Regions from separate parts of the Homo sapiens genome. Here all the other regions are linked to region 1. A link is a contact called in ENCODE Hi-C or POLR2A ChIA-PET data. All regions are on one chromosome and are shown on one strand. The core of a region is the stretch at or near the end of the contact, and the rest is flanking DNA. Distances in the headings are between cores, read along the strand shown.

What was found. A loop is a pair of places that touch in the nucleus more often than their neighbours do. ChIA-PET counts read pairs that join two places held with the same protein, here RNA polymerase II (POLR2A). Pooled maps may share reads with other maps.
Region 2: a loop to region 1 is called in a pooled map, with 13 times the contacts of the local background. The contact joins the enhancer-like site here to the promoter of IER5L in region 1. A Hi-C loop is called at or near these places in 1 of 37 single-sample maps with no recorded cell type and 7 of 50 pooled maps. POLR2A ChIA-PET finds 5 or more read pairs at or near these places in 3 of 52 experiments (SK-N-SH, activated B cell and activated CD4-positive, alpha-beta T cell).
Region 3: a loop to region 1 is called in a pooled map, with 9 times the contacts of the local background. The contact joins the promoter of SPTAN1 here to the promoter of IER5L in region 1. A Hi-C loop is called at or near these places in 4 of 50 pooled maps. POLR2A ChIA-PET finds 5 or more read pairs at or near these places in 2 of 52 experiments (GM12878 and activated B cell).

What each region holds. Positions count from the first base shown.
Region 1 is chr9:129,176,322-129,180,534 of GRCh38, reverse strand. IER5L (immediate early response 5 like) reads left to right here and starts at 2,274. Exons shown (of 1, transcript NM_203434.3): 1 at 2,274-4,213. The coding sequence starts at 2,483. The coding sequence ends at 3,697. RefSeq lists enhancers at 466-1,389, 1,390-2,313, 2,051-2,345 and silencers at 2,070-2,449, 2,680-3,019, 3,970-4,119.
Region 2 is chr9:129,886,684-129,890,896 of GRCh38, reverse strand. FNBP1 (formin binding protein 1) reads left to right here. Exons shown (of 17, transcript NM_015033.3): 17 at 351-3,710. The coding sequence ends at 358. Among named protein-coding and RNA genes, the nearest start is that of MIR6855, 19 kb to the right of the region's middle. RefSeq lists enhancers at 1,040-1,927, 1,882-1,971, 2,302-2,701. Within about 2 kb of position 2,361, at least 24 of the 41 ENCODE cell types and tissues checked have a DNase peak (open chromatin) inside an H3K27ac peak, as active enhancers do.
Region 3 is chr9:128,550,877-128,555,089 of GRCh38, reverse strand. It overlaps SPTAN1 (spectrin alpha, non-erythrocytic 1), which reads right to left and starts at 2,503. Exons shown (of 57, transcript NM_001130438.3): 1 at 2,394-2,503. It overlaps LOC101929270 (a long non-coding RNA gene), which reads left to right and starts at 2,677. Exons shown (of 4, transcript NR_188457.1): 1 at 2,677-2,722. RefSeq lists an enhancer at 1-54 and silencers at 246-540, 2,090-2,859.

The DNA of each region.
Region 1 (4,213 bases), core at 1,025-3,524:
TTTTTTTGAGACGGAGTCTCACTCTGTTGCCCAGGTTGGAGTGCAGTGGCGCCATCTGGGCTCACTGCAAGCTCCGCCTCCCGGGTTCACACCATTCTCCTGTCCCAGCCTCCCAAATAGCTGGGACTACAAGCACCCGCCACCACGCCCAGCTAATTTTTTGTGATTTTTAGTAGAGACAGGGTTTCACTGTGTTAGCCAGGAAGCTCTTGATCTCCTGACCTCGTGATCTGTCCGCCTCGGCCTCCCGAAGTGCTGGGATTACAGGCGTGAGCCACCGCGCCCGGCCATAAATAAAGTCTTTGTGTGCCTTTAAGACAGGCACCAGGGAAGTGAAGGGCAGTGTATTTTTACTTCTACGTGTTATCACCTGAGCAAGTTCCACAGCCTGTAGGTCTGTATCACCAATAAAATGTAGGTAGGACATCCTTTATCTGAAGTCCCCTGAAATTTCAATCCTGGCTTCTCTGGGAGGAGGCCTGGAGAGGTGCTATTGGTCACAGGGGCCCAAAGCGTTTGAGATTGTTCGAGGGGGCCAAGGGAAGGACACAGCACCAGCCCTGGGGCCATGTGATCTTGGGCAAGTCTCACGCTGTCAGTGTCCGAGTTTCCTCATCGGAAAAATGAAGTAAACACCCGCTAACTCTGTCTTCACTCTCAACGCCTGGCATGGAGTAGATGCTAAGAAACTTTTGCAGAAATCTTGGAAATTCTTAAGACTAAAGAAAGACCCAGAGACCACAGGGTGGGCTACTGGGTCTCTCCACTCCCACCAAGGGATGAAGTAGGTGCTGAGAACTCAGAAGGAAGCCCCAAAAAGCAGAGACTCAGAAGATCCCCTGAGGAGGCGGTGAAGCAGCAGGACGTCTGGTCATGGGCCTCCCCCCTGAGTCCAGCCCCACAAGGTCCACCTATCTCTGGGAGACTCTGCAGACCTCGTTCATCCTTCAGGGATCCACTCATGGACCCTCCTCAGGCAAACCTCCAGACCATTTCCAAGAGCCTCCAGAGCTGTCTGGGCAGCCCCCACCCCAGGCACCTTTGAAACCCCTGGGAGCAGCAACCAGCCCCCTTCAGGCCTCTTGGTCCAGATAGAGCGCCCCCAGGAATCAGCAATCCTGTCCCTCTCTTCTCCCACTGTCTCAGTCCCCAGCTGGGACCTGAAGGGTTCAGGATAAGAAGGAAAGCTGTGTCAACAGAAGTTAAGTCGGTGAGTCCCCGGGCCTTTGGTATTCACCTCCCGTCTCGAGCGCAGGGTCCTGTCCCAGCTCCTAGCTCCGCCCCCTGGGAACTGTGTGGTTCCCCAAGTCACTCCACTCCTCCGAGCCTCAGGCCCCTCCTCTACAAACGTTAGAGTGAGGCATTGGGGAGTTGCTGGGAAGGGCCTGCCCCATATTAGGCCCATAATAATAGTCCCTATTGTCATTATTATTAGTTAGGCACGAAAGGAAAGGTTACAGAGCTGGTGATTAGGGCACTCAGCGTTTCGGCTCCCAGGACGCTTTTGAGCCTCAGCTGGTCGCGAGGTCCACACACTCCCTGGGTCATGCCTGGCCTCGGAACTCTCTCCATCAGAGAAGGTCAAAATTCACGATGTTTTGGTTTTTCCTGTCAGACAAATGGGGAGGACTTCCCTTCCGCAAGCATTCCCAGAGGCCCCTCGACCAAAAAGTCAAGGAGTCAGGCCCTACATTCTCTGCGGTAGAGGGTACCCCCAAAACCTCGCTCCTTTGATGTTCCCCAGTGTCAAGCCGGCGGCTCCACCAGCCTCCTGTAGAGAGGCCTTGACTCCCGCGGGTCACTCGGGGGGGCGACAGGTGCGCAGGTGGAGGCGCCGCGCCGCTGGGGGAGCGATGAGCGGCGCGCACCTGCCGCAGGTGAGGCCCAGCCGTGCGGAAAGGGGAGGAGCCGTCGCCGCAGCACTCAGGTGAGCCGACCCCCGGCTCCCGGGACCTAAGGCGAGGGCAGCCGCGGGCTTCAACGTGGCCGCTGCCAGGCGACCTATGCTGCAGACTGCGGCCCCGGCGGCTCCGAGTCCCGCGCGGCGCGGCAGCCCCAGGAGAACATTCGAGGCAGCAGCGGCGTTGGAGGCCCGGGGTCCGTTCGGTATTTGAATAGCACAAAGGAACCGCCTTGGTCTGATTGGCCAGCCGAGTAGCCCCGGGGCGGGCTGCGCCTGTCACTCAGGAGACTCTCAGAGCTCCTATTGGCTCTTCTCATGTGGGGCGGGGCCCGGGCACCCGGCTAAATAGCTGGGGCCGGGGCCGGCCGAGACTCATTGCTTTGGCGCCGTCTGGGGAGCGCGAGCCCGCGGGTGGCGCGCGGCGCATGGTGGCGGCTCCTTTCGGAGCGCAGCCGAACCTCTGACCCGGACTCCGTTACCCCTGCCCGGCGCGCCCCGGCGGCCGGCTGGAGGCAGAAACAGCAGAAGCGTTAACAGCAGCAGCGGCGGCGGCTGCTCCGCCGCCGTCTCCGCGGGAGCATGGAGTGCGCCCTGGACGCCCAGAGCCTGATCAGCATCTCCCTGCGCAAGATCCACAGCTCCCGAACCCAGCGCGGCGGCATCAAGCTGCACAAGAACCTCCTGGTGTCCTACGTGCTCCGCAACGCGCGCCAGCTCTACCTGAGCGAGCGCTACGCCGAGCTCTACCGGCGCCAGCAGCAGCAGCAACAGCAGCAGCCGCCCCACCACCAGCACCAGCACCTAGCGTACGCGGCGCCGGGCATGCCGGCCAGCGCGGCCGACTTCGGCCCGCTCCAACTTGGCGGCGGCGGGGACGCGGAGGCGCGCGAGCCGGCCGCCCGGCACCAGCTGCACCAGCTCCACCAGCTCCACCAGCTGCACCTCCAGCAGCAGCTGCACCAGCACCAGCACCCGGCGCCCAGGGGCTGCGCGGCGGCGGCGGCGGCCGGAGCGCCCGCGGGCGGCGCGGGGGCGCTCTCGGAGCTGCCCGGGTGCGCCGCGCTCCAGCCGCCGCACGGCGCGCCCCACCGCGGGCAGCCCTTGGAGCCTCTGCAGCCGGGTCCTGCGCCGCTGCCGCTGCCGCTGCCGCCGCCCGCGCCCGCTGCGCTCTGCCCGCGGGACCCTCGCGCCCCGGCCGCCTGCTCCGCGCCCCCAGGGGCCGCCCCTCCGGCCGCCGCCGCTTCTCCGCCCGCCTCCCCGGCCCCCGCCTCCTCCCCCGGCTTCTACCGGGGCGCATACCCTACCCCTTCGGACTTCGGCTTGCACTGCAGCAGCCAGACCACCGTGCTGGACCTAGACACTCACGTGGTGACCACGGTGGAGAACGGCTACTTGCACCAGGACTGCTGCGCCTCCGCCCACTGCCCCTGCTGTGGCCAGGGCGCTCCGGGACCGGGCCTGGCGTCCGCCGCCGGCTGCAAGCGCAAGTATTACCCTGGCCAGGAGGAGGAGGAAGACGACGAGGAGGATGCGGGCGGGCTGGGGGCCGAGCCCCCCGGGGGCGCCCCGTTCGCCCCCTGCAAGCGCGCCCGCTTCGAGGACTTCTGCCCGGACTCGTCCCCGGACGCGTCCAACATCTCAAACTTGATCTCCATCTTTGGCTCCGGCTTCTCGGGGCTGGTGAGCCGACAGCCGGACTCCTCGGAGCAGCCGCCGCCGCTCAACGGGCAGCTGTGCGCCAAGCAGGCGCTCGCCAGCCTCGGCGCCTGGACTCGAGCCATTGTCGCCTTCTAGGGACCCCCGAGGGCACAGGGACCCGGGGCCCCGCGGGGCTGGGGCCAGACAAAGACTCGGCAAAGGGGCGAGAGGAGGGAACGAGCGGGCGCCGGGCCACTCGGGGCTGAGCTGGGGGCGAGCGGGGGCAGGCGGCTGATGTTTTATAAATTGTAAAATAAAAAAAAAAGAAATCTAAAATCTTGGACTTTATTTTTGCAGAGAGAAAAAGCGCCTATTTAAGTATGCTTTGTGTTTCTCCTACTCCTTTTTTTCTTTTTATTGTAGTGATTGCAGTGGTGTTTAGCGAGGAGCCTACCACGTGAGGGAGGGCTGCTGCCCGGAGGAGGTGCCGGGCAGCCGGGGGCGAGGCAGGGCGCCCTGGCCGCCGGGGCGCGCCGGGGGCGCAGCTCAGGAGGGCGCCGGACCTGGGAAGCCGATTCCAATCAGTTGTCAGACCCGGGAAGCCCGACGTTCCGCTCTCCCGAGTCCCTCTGTGGGGTGAGGAATGGGTCTTGTGAAATTCTGAGCAAAAAC
Region 2 (4,213 bases), core at 1,112-3,611, 710 kb before region 1:
GCATGAGCCACGGCGCCCAGCCCCGGCCTCCGTTTCTTACTTTCTCTCAAAACTAAACTTATGAGAAAGACGAGTTGGGGCGGATGGCCTCATCAGTCTCCTGTTTGGGCTTCTCTTAACTCTGAAGGAAAGACCAGCTAAAGGCTAGAGAGAAAACCGTGAAAGTTCCTCATCTCAGACCCGCCCTGTGGTAACCGATTGCTCTAAGACGCCCCCTCCCATCCCTCCCCTCCCACTACCCTCCCCTCCCAGGGCGGTGCAGTTTGTAGCCAAGAGCAAAATGCCCGCCTGGAACCCGCGCCTTCCTCTCTAACAGAGAGTTTCTCTTTCTGTTTCTCTTTGTGTTGTAGATTCCTAGAGGGGAGTGCCTGCGAGCCTCGGGTGAGCCTTCCTGGAGGAGCCTCCGTCTGCTTGTTCCCACAGGCCTCCAGCGCCCTGCCCTGTGGACAGCCCACCCCTCCGCAGCCCCATCCCTGCGGGGCGGTCTCTCTCTCTCTCCAGCATGCTCCCTGCGGCCCTGCCCTCCCGCCCAGCCCGGGCCACCTCGTGGGGGACAAGTCTCGCCAGCGCCCACCCCCATGGCTCGGGTCAGTCCTCATCGCTCCCCCTCCCCACCCCGCGCAGGCCACTGAGACGGTGGGACACACGCCCCTACCTGCTCCTTCCTGGGCCCTCAGTCCACCCGGGCTCGTCCTGGCAGCCCTTCCGCGCTTCACACAGTGCCTTTTGTGAAAGTGTCATCACGGGTCCCCTGAGGAGACAAGGCAGGTCCAGCGCACATCAGGCGGACTGAGCACTCGATGTCATCCGTGTCGATGTCATCCGTGTGTCCCAGACTGTCTGCTGTAGAAAACACTTCCTCCTCTCCTGAGTCTGTGAAGTCCTCAGTGGTCCTTTTTGGATTCTAGGCTTGCACCTCATACTAAACATTGACCCTTTCACTATGCCCTCAACCTGGGAGCATCTGGCAGGCAGGGGGGCAGGTACACACACACCCACAGGCACACCCACCAGTACACACGCGTGCGCATACACACATTTTGGTTTGACGCCCTGTTTTCAGTGGCCTGGGGAGGTCCACACTGGAAGTCGAATTCCAGCTCGCCTTGTTGACTCGCCTGTGTCCACCGGCCATGAGGAGCCCACGCCTGTCCTCCCCATCACTTTCCTGTCCCTGAGAACTGTAGATCATGCGCTTGTGAGCGAGGCCCTCCCCTCTGCACCAGCTCATTGCAAAGCGAACATCCTCTCCTTTCCAGGAGCCCCAGGATTAGCATCTGAAAAGGGTAGCACTTCCTTTTTTGTTGTTGTTTTTTTTTTTTTTTTGAGACGGGAGTCTCGCTCTATTGTTCAGACTGGAGTGCAGTGGCATGATCTCGGCTCACTACAACCTCCACCTCCTGGGTTCCAGCGATTCTCCTGCCTCAGCCTCCCAAATAGCTGTGATTACAGGCGTGCACCACCACGCCCGGCTAATGTTTGTATTTTTAGTAGAGACAGGGTTTCACCGTGTTGGTCAGGCTGGTCTCAAACTCCTGACCTCAGGTGATCCGCCCGCCTCAGCCTCCCAAAGTGCTGAGATTACAGGTGTGAGCTACCGCACCCCGCCGAGGTTAGCACTTTCATCACCAAAGACCCCGTGCCTCTCGTGGTCCTTTGAGGGATCCCGCCGCCACCACCCTTGTATTTTATCACGTGCTCTTCAGGGCATGTGGAATTCGTTGAGTTTGCTTTTAGAGCCAAGTTTCTTTCCCTGTGTGGGTTTTTGAGGAAAACCTGAGGTCCCCTAATCTGTGGCCACCACCCCCCCCCCCCGCCACGCCTTAGAGCAGAGCAGCCCCTCCTCTCATTTGGTGCAGAAACAGTCAAGAGGAACCATTGGCCTAGAGCTCCTGTGACCGAGAGCGCCACGGAAGCCTGGGGATGACGTCGGGCAGCTTTATTCTTTGCTTGGCTTTGGTAACTAGGTGGTCCCCTCAAGCATCCTCAGTTCCTCTTGCTGTTTATGAATCTAAGACAAGGAAGTCCTATAGAAGCCAAAGGGACAGGGACGGAAAGGACAGGTCCCAAGGGATGGGGCTGTCTTTACTTGTGGAAACCAGGAAATTGCTCCTCTCAGCCAACCAAGGTTGACCACACACCACCCTTCCGGAGCAGCTCAGTCAGCCCTCGGGGACGAGAAACCACAAGCGCAGAGACGCTGAGGCCCAGGCAGGTGAAGAGGAAGTGGCTTTGGGTTTTTAAAGTAGGTGAGCGTGAGCCTCTCTGACTGCTTCTTCCCCGGGGGGGACTGCAAACCGCTCAGGGTTGCGGCAGAGCCATGGACTTCCGGTCCCTGCAACGGGTGACCTAAGCGTGGTGCACCCATCAGTCACGCAGGAGGACTGACTTGACAGACGAAAGACAAGCCCGGATGACACAGGGTGAGAAGAGTCAGGGCCGCACCTCTGTCCCTGCAAACCAACAGGTGCATGGTGAGTGTGGCAGTCCCCACAGCTCCACAATGGGCTCCCCCGCCAACGGGGACGACAGGGATCTTCAGGAACTTCTGACCTCACCAAGTCAAGTGGACCACTCTCCACTCCACGAGGATGTGAAACGGTTCTTTAAAATGGGATTTTAGAGCCTCGGGAATGCATGTGCGTCACATCTTTCATATTATGGGTCAGGATAGATTCATTTCTTGCAACATAGTGGAAAAGATATAAGCTGCAGTAATTTGCTCTTTGAATGACCGTCACCCCCAGTATAGGATATGCTTGTATCCCCCCGTCACTCCTCCGCCTGTTTTTTAAACTTTTCCACCACCTGCGTCCAAAAAGAATGTTATAGCGAGTGCTCTTAAATGTTGAACCTGGGTGTTGCTTCCGGGCCAGTCTGCGTGGCTCCATGAAAAGCTCACTGCTGCCCCAGCCGGGCTTCTTAGAGGAGGTCAGTTGTCCTATGTATCATCATTTACTCTGGGAATCCTACTGTGAAATCATGTCTGTATTTTTCTGGAGCAGTTCACATAGAGTAGAATGTGGAATTTCCCGTGAACGTCTCCTTCCTCCCCCGTATCTGCCGCCTGTCACTTCGCCACCGTGCTAGAATACTGTTGTGTTGTAAGATGACTAATTTTAAAAGAACCTGCCCTGAAAAGTTCTTAGAAACGCAGTGAAAGGGAGGAACTTGTCCTTTACCCAGTTTTTCCTTTGTAGGATGGGAAAGTATAAAAAGGCACAGAAGGTTGTCATGGGCTGTTCCTTGGGGGTTTTTATCCTGCTCACCGTGGAGATAAGCCTGCGGCTTGTCTAACCAGCGCAGCGCAAAGGTCTCGATGCCTTTTGGTAACATCCGTCATTGCAGAAGAAAGTTTACACGACGTCAAAAAGTGACGTTCATGCTAAGTGTTTTTCCAGAAATATTGGTTTCATGTTTCTTATTGGCTCTGCCTCCTGTGCTTATATCATCCAAAAACTTTTTAAAAAGGTCCAGAATTCTATTTTAACCTGATGTTGAGCACCTTTAAAATGTTCGTATGTGTGTTGCACTAATTCTAAACTTTGGAGGCATTTTGCTGTGTGAGGCCGATCGCCACTGTAAAGGTCCTAGAGTTGCCTGTTTGTCTCTGGAGATGGAATTAAACCAAATAAAGAGCTTCCACTGGAGGCTTGTATTGACCTTGTAACTATATGTTAATCTCGTGTTAAAATAAAATATAACTTGTGGCTCCGTGTCACGGGACTGTTTTGTTGCATGAAGATATGACCCTAGTTGTGGAAGCAGCCTGGTGTCATTGGAAGCCCCCTGGGCTGGGGAGCTGGCCCCTGGGAGGAGCTGGAGACCTAGATAGCTCTCAGTTCCACCCCCATCCACGGTGGAGGGGGAGGCTCTCAGACCGTGGTGACGTGGAATTCGGGCTGATGTAGTGCGAGGATTGCGAGAGGCTGCTTATGGCCAGGAGTATTTTTTGCATGCACATTCAACTGGTTGCTGCTCTAGCTCTTTGGGGACCTCATTGCTTGGGGCTGGGGCAGGAGGAGGTGGTGAAATGAGGGCACACCTGAGTTTCATTATTTATCTGGTATCACCAGTGCTCAAGCCGGTACTCCTGGTGGCGTGGCTGGAATCACTAGTTTCTGTGAAGCTGCAGGCAGTGCGGAGCTGTTTCACGTGGACAACTCGAAAGGGCAGCAGCCTTGTGCCTGGCACTGGCTGGACATGTGCAGTG
Region 3 (4,213 bases), core at 1,254-3,753, 630 kb after region 1:
GGGGCCTCAATTTCCCCACTTGTTAAAGTAATAATACCGAATATACTTTTTCAAACTAAACATGCCTTCCTCCTGAGGATCCCAGGACAAGATGATTCCTAAATCCCCTTCCATTCAGCAATAAAAGAGCATGACTTCATGAAATTGCCACAAAGTAGAACTCAAGCCACAAAGATCTGACTTGGGCCTAGTTTGCCAGTACACTTACTTTACAAAATACTATTTCCTGTTCAAAATTGGTACAAGAGGAATATGCAAAAAAGGTGGAAGAGAGGTGATGGTTTGCAGCACAGCTGCTCCAGTCAAGTGGCCCCCAGTGATGAGCTATGCAGTCCTCCTCCTCCTCCGCATTCCTGGAGTCAGCATTTGCCACTAGGGCGTTGCATTCTTCTACAGTACAGCCGCAGCTGATATGCTGCAACAGATGAGTGCGTAACTAGTGGGATCCCTGCATAGCCCACGGAGGACTGATTACAAAGGCAGGCCAGCCTTGAACACACTTGTCCATTCTTAGTGTAGATTCAGCAGTGACAGGACATGGGGGACTATTCCTGAGATCCACTTTTCAGGATCTGCAGTTGACCCCCAACTTTGGATGAAGGCAGGTAAGAAAAAGCAGAAAAAATTCTAACCCAGGGAACCAAAAGACATACTTAAAACAGCTCTCCCCATGTGCACCTCTTCATCATATTGCTTGACAGGCTTACACTGCAGCCTGTGACATACCAGATTTCTCCAATTATTAGATGACTACAAAACACACTGCCAAGACCAAAGCATATCAGAGAATCAGTTACTAGGCTGATGGTTTGCCATAAGAACTGCTTCACACTTGTCCAGGATGAAGCAAAAATCCTCCTTTCCAGTCTCTCCATCAAGGTCCCTGGATAACAGTTAACACACTTTGAGGGTCCCTTTGAGTAATTATTGGCCCAGTTACTAAAAAAGGCTTATTGTTAATTTCCTGCACAGAGGCCTTTACTGCAGCACTTTTTTTTTCCTCCGCAGCACATTCAATTTGACCTTTCAAAATCTAAGACATTAGTTAGCTGCAATGAAAGGGAAAATAAACGACTAGTTAAGGAGTCGGAACCTTGACTCAATGGCTTCATATAGCTGAGTGTTCCTCCTGCTATTTCCAAGATTTTCTGTTTCCTGGCTCCAAGACACCCCCACCCTTCCATCTTTGATACATTCTGTTTTACTTAAGGCCAATTGCTATGACGACGCAATTTCTCAACACATTATGAAAATACTTCATATGGCCTCTCTCCTGTTCTTCCCGAACAGCCATGATGGTAAGTTTTTCTAAAATAACATGATGAAGACAGAACAAAGGGCTTAAATATTTTAGGATCTATTATATAAAAGAGATCTGATTAGATGTTGGAACAGTTCAAGCATCATCTCAACCCAGCTTTCTGAGCTATTTAGGCTTTTCATTTAAAACATATTCAACTTTTAACAAGGCGCTTATTTAAAATATATTTTACTCTAGTACATCAGAGACTTTTGAAAGCGATGTTCTAGGGGAAGCGTCTAATCAAATTCTCAGGGACAGCTTTCAAACAAAAGACTGTTCTATCATTCAACAGTGGTATGGTAGAATTTTTGACACTGTATCTCGACTCGAAAGACCCAGTCCCAGGAAACACACACACAAACAAGAACGCTAAGCTATTAAGTTATTTGATTTGAGCCACATACCATGCAAGCACTGCATTTACCTATTATTTACAAGCAAATCACAACTAGGAAGAAAGAAAAATGTTTATTACAAGGAAAGAAAAGGAGACGGCCAGTCTCAGACCCTTCTGCGTTCAGAGAGACGGCAGAGATTCGCCATGCAGGATGAAATTAAGGTCAGAGAGCCGTTTACGCTATGCTCGGGCTCCCCGGGCTCTTCCTCCCTCTACGGCTGGCCGGCATTGCTGGTGCGATTCGGAAGAACGAGCTGCAGAAGTCGCTCCCGGCCGAGGGAAGGGACCGGGGGCGGTGCGGGGAGCGTTCTGCAGGGAGGCGGCTGGCGAAGATCCCGACGAGGGAGCCCCCACCCACCTGCCGCAGCCGGATGGGGCAGGGCAGGGCCGCGCCGCAGCCAGGCTTGGGGGTGGTTGGGAGGGACCCGGCGGCCTCGCGCCCCCTCCCCCCGTCAGTGACATTCCAGCGGCGGCGCCGAGCCTCGGCCCGGCTGCTCCTCCGCAGCCCACGCGCCACAAAAGCAGCGGCAGCGGCTTCCCCCACTCAGCCGAATGGAGGCAGCCCCGCGGCCCGCCCGGCTCACCTGTCCGCGCGCCGGCCCCGCCCCGCCTGAAGAGCTGCCCAGCTCCCACCCGGGGGTCGGCTGCCCGGGGCCCCGCTCCCTCCCGGAGCTCCCCGGCTGCCCCTCTCACCGGCTCTCGGGGGGTGAGGGGCGTGGGTGCGTCGGGCCGAGGGGTGCTGAAGGACCGAGGAGCCTCCGCGGCCTCCGCTCCACACCGTTCACTCCGCAGCGGGTAGTGGCGGCGACGCGCGCGCCCCGCCTCTTTTATAAGCGGCTACGCGCGCTCCCGCGGCGGGCGGGCGCGAGCGCCGGGGGAAGCGCCCCGGCGCTGCGCGAGGGGTGGGGGAGCGCGCCGGCGGAGCAAAGGGGGCGGTGCTCCCGCCGGCTCGCCGCCCGACCGCCCGGCGGAAAGGGCCGAGCGATCCCGGAAGGAGCCGAAGCGACAATGCGGGGGAAGAGGTGAGCGAGGGGCGGGCCGCGGGAGGATGGGGAAATGGGGCGCGCGCAAGGGGTGAGGGGTGATGGTGCAGTGAGGTCACTGCCTACGCCCTGGCGGTAGAGACGCTCCCGCCTCACCTCCCTCCCCGCAGCTTGCGCCCCGCCACCGCCCGCCCTGCGGACAGTCGTCTGCATCGCACCACTCCGCCCTGGGAGCTCTTCCAGGACTGCGGAGAAGGGCGGGGCGGGGGTATCGCTGCAGTCTGGCTGGGGATGCTGCGCGCCCCGGCCGGAAAAACGCCCAGTCCCAAAGGGTGAGATCACCCGAGTGCGTCTCTTCCTGCTCACTTTCCCGAGGAGGAGGCTGGCGCTGGGGTCCCAAGTCAGCCTAATTCGGTGGGGGCTGGGGTCAAGAAGACGCGGATGATTTGGGGCCCCGGGTTTGAGGAGGTGGTGAGAGGAAAAGGCCAAATCCGAATCAGAAAAAAAATTAAGTCGACTAATTTGGGGCATAAAGCTGTCATTCTGGGATTTGGAGAGTTAATTTCTTATGTTCTTGGAGATTATGGGGGAGGAAACGGCAGCGGCAAAATAATAATTTCTTACATTCCTGCAACAAAAGCTTTCTCACAGGTCGCCAGTGGAATAGGCTACATTCATCCTATTTCATAAACAAGACATTAAGGTTCTTTCTGGCACAATTAATCGAACTTGCCTTGTGTACTAGGCACTATGCTAAGTATTTCGTGTTACCTTTTCATTTCTTAATCTTTGCAATAATTTTATGAGATGTTTTCCCATTTTACAAATGGGCACTCTTACATAATGCTCATGTAGGCTAAGTCTCTTGGCCCAGGTCAGGCAGCTACCAATTGGAAGAGCTAGGATTTACATCTCAGCAGTCAGAACCTTCCCTTTGCAACCGTATGTGTATTGCCTTCAAATAGGAAAGGGAGGCATTTTGATGCGGGTGGCTGCTGGGGTGCAGAAAGAGAAAAATAAGATTCTCAGAATTTCTGATACTTAAAGTCCTAGCAGTTTAAGGTCCTGGCTCTAAACTCTGTAGCCAGAAGCCCTGGATTAGGAAGCCCTTTCCCTATCCCCATTCCGGTGACAGCTGGGCCGCAGCCACTGGGAGTAACACCCAGATCATTCCTGTGCAGTCAGGCAGACGGGGAGCTCTGCAGCTTAGGAAGGCTTCAGCCTCCTGGTTACCAAGCAGCTCTCCTCTTTAAATAAATATAAAGTCATTGGACACTGCACCAGAATCTGGGCCCAGACCTGGCCCTGAGCTTCCTGGCCCTCTGCAGTTTGGCTTCTTTCCCCGTGCCTGGGACCTGCAATACGGTTTCTAAGCTGTCCTGGCTGTAGCCATGATACTGAGGAAAAATTTCCCTACCCACTCACTCCATTGGAGTGGAGAGAAAAGCAGTGACCACACCCCAGAAGCTGCTTTAGAGAATCTGTGTAGGAGAAACGTAGGAGCTGAGAGGCATTTCCTGCAATCTTCTA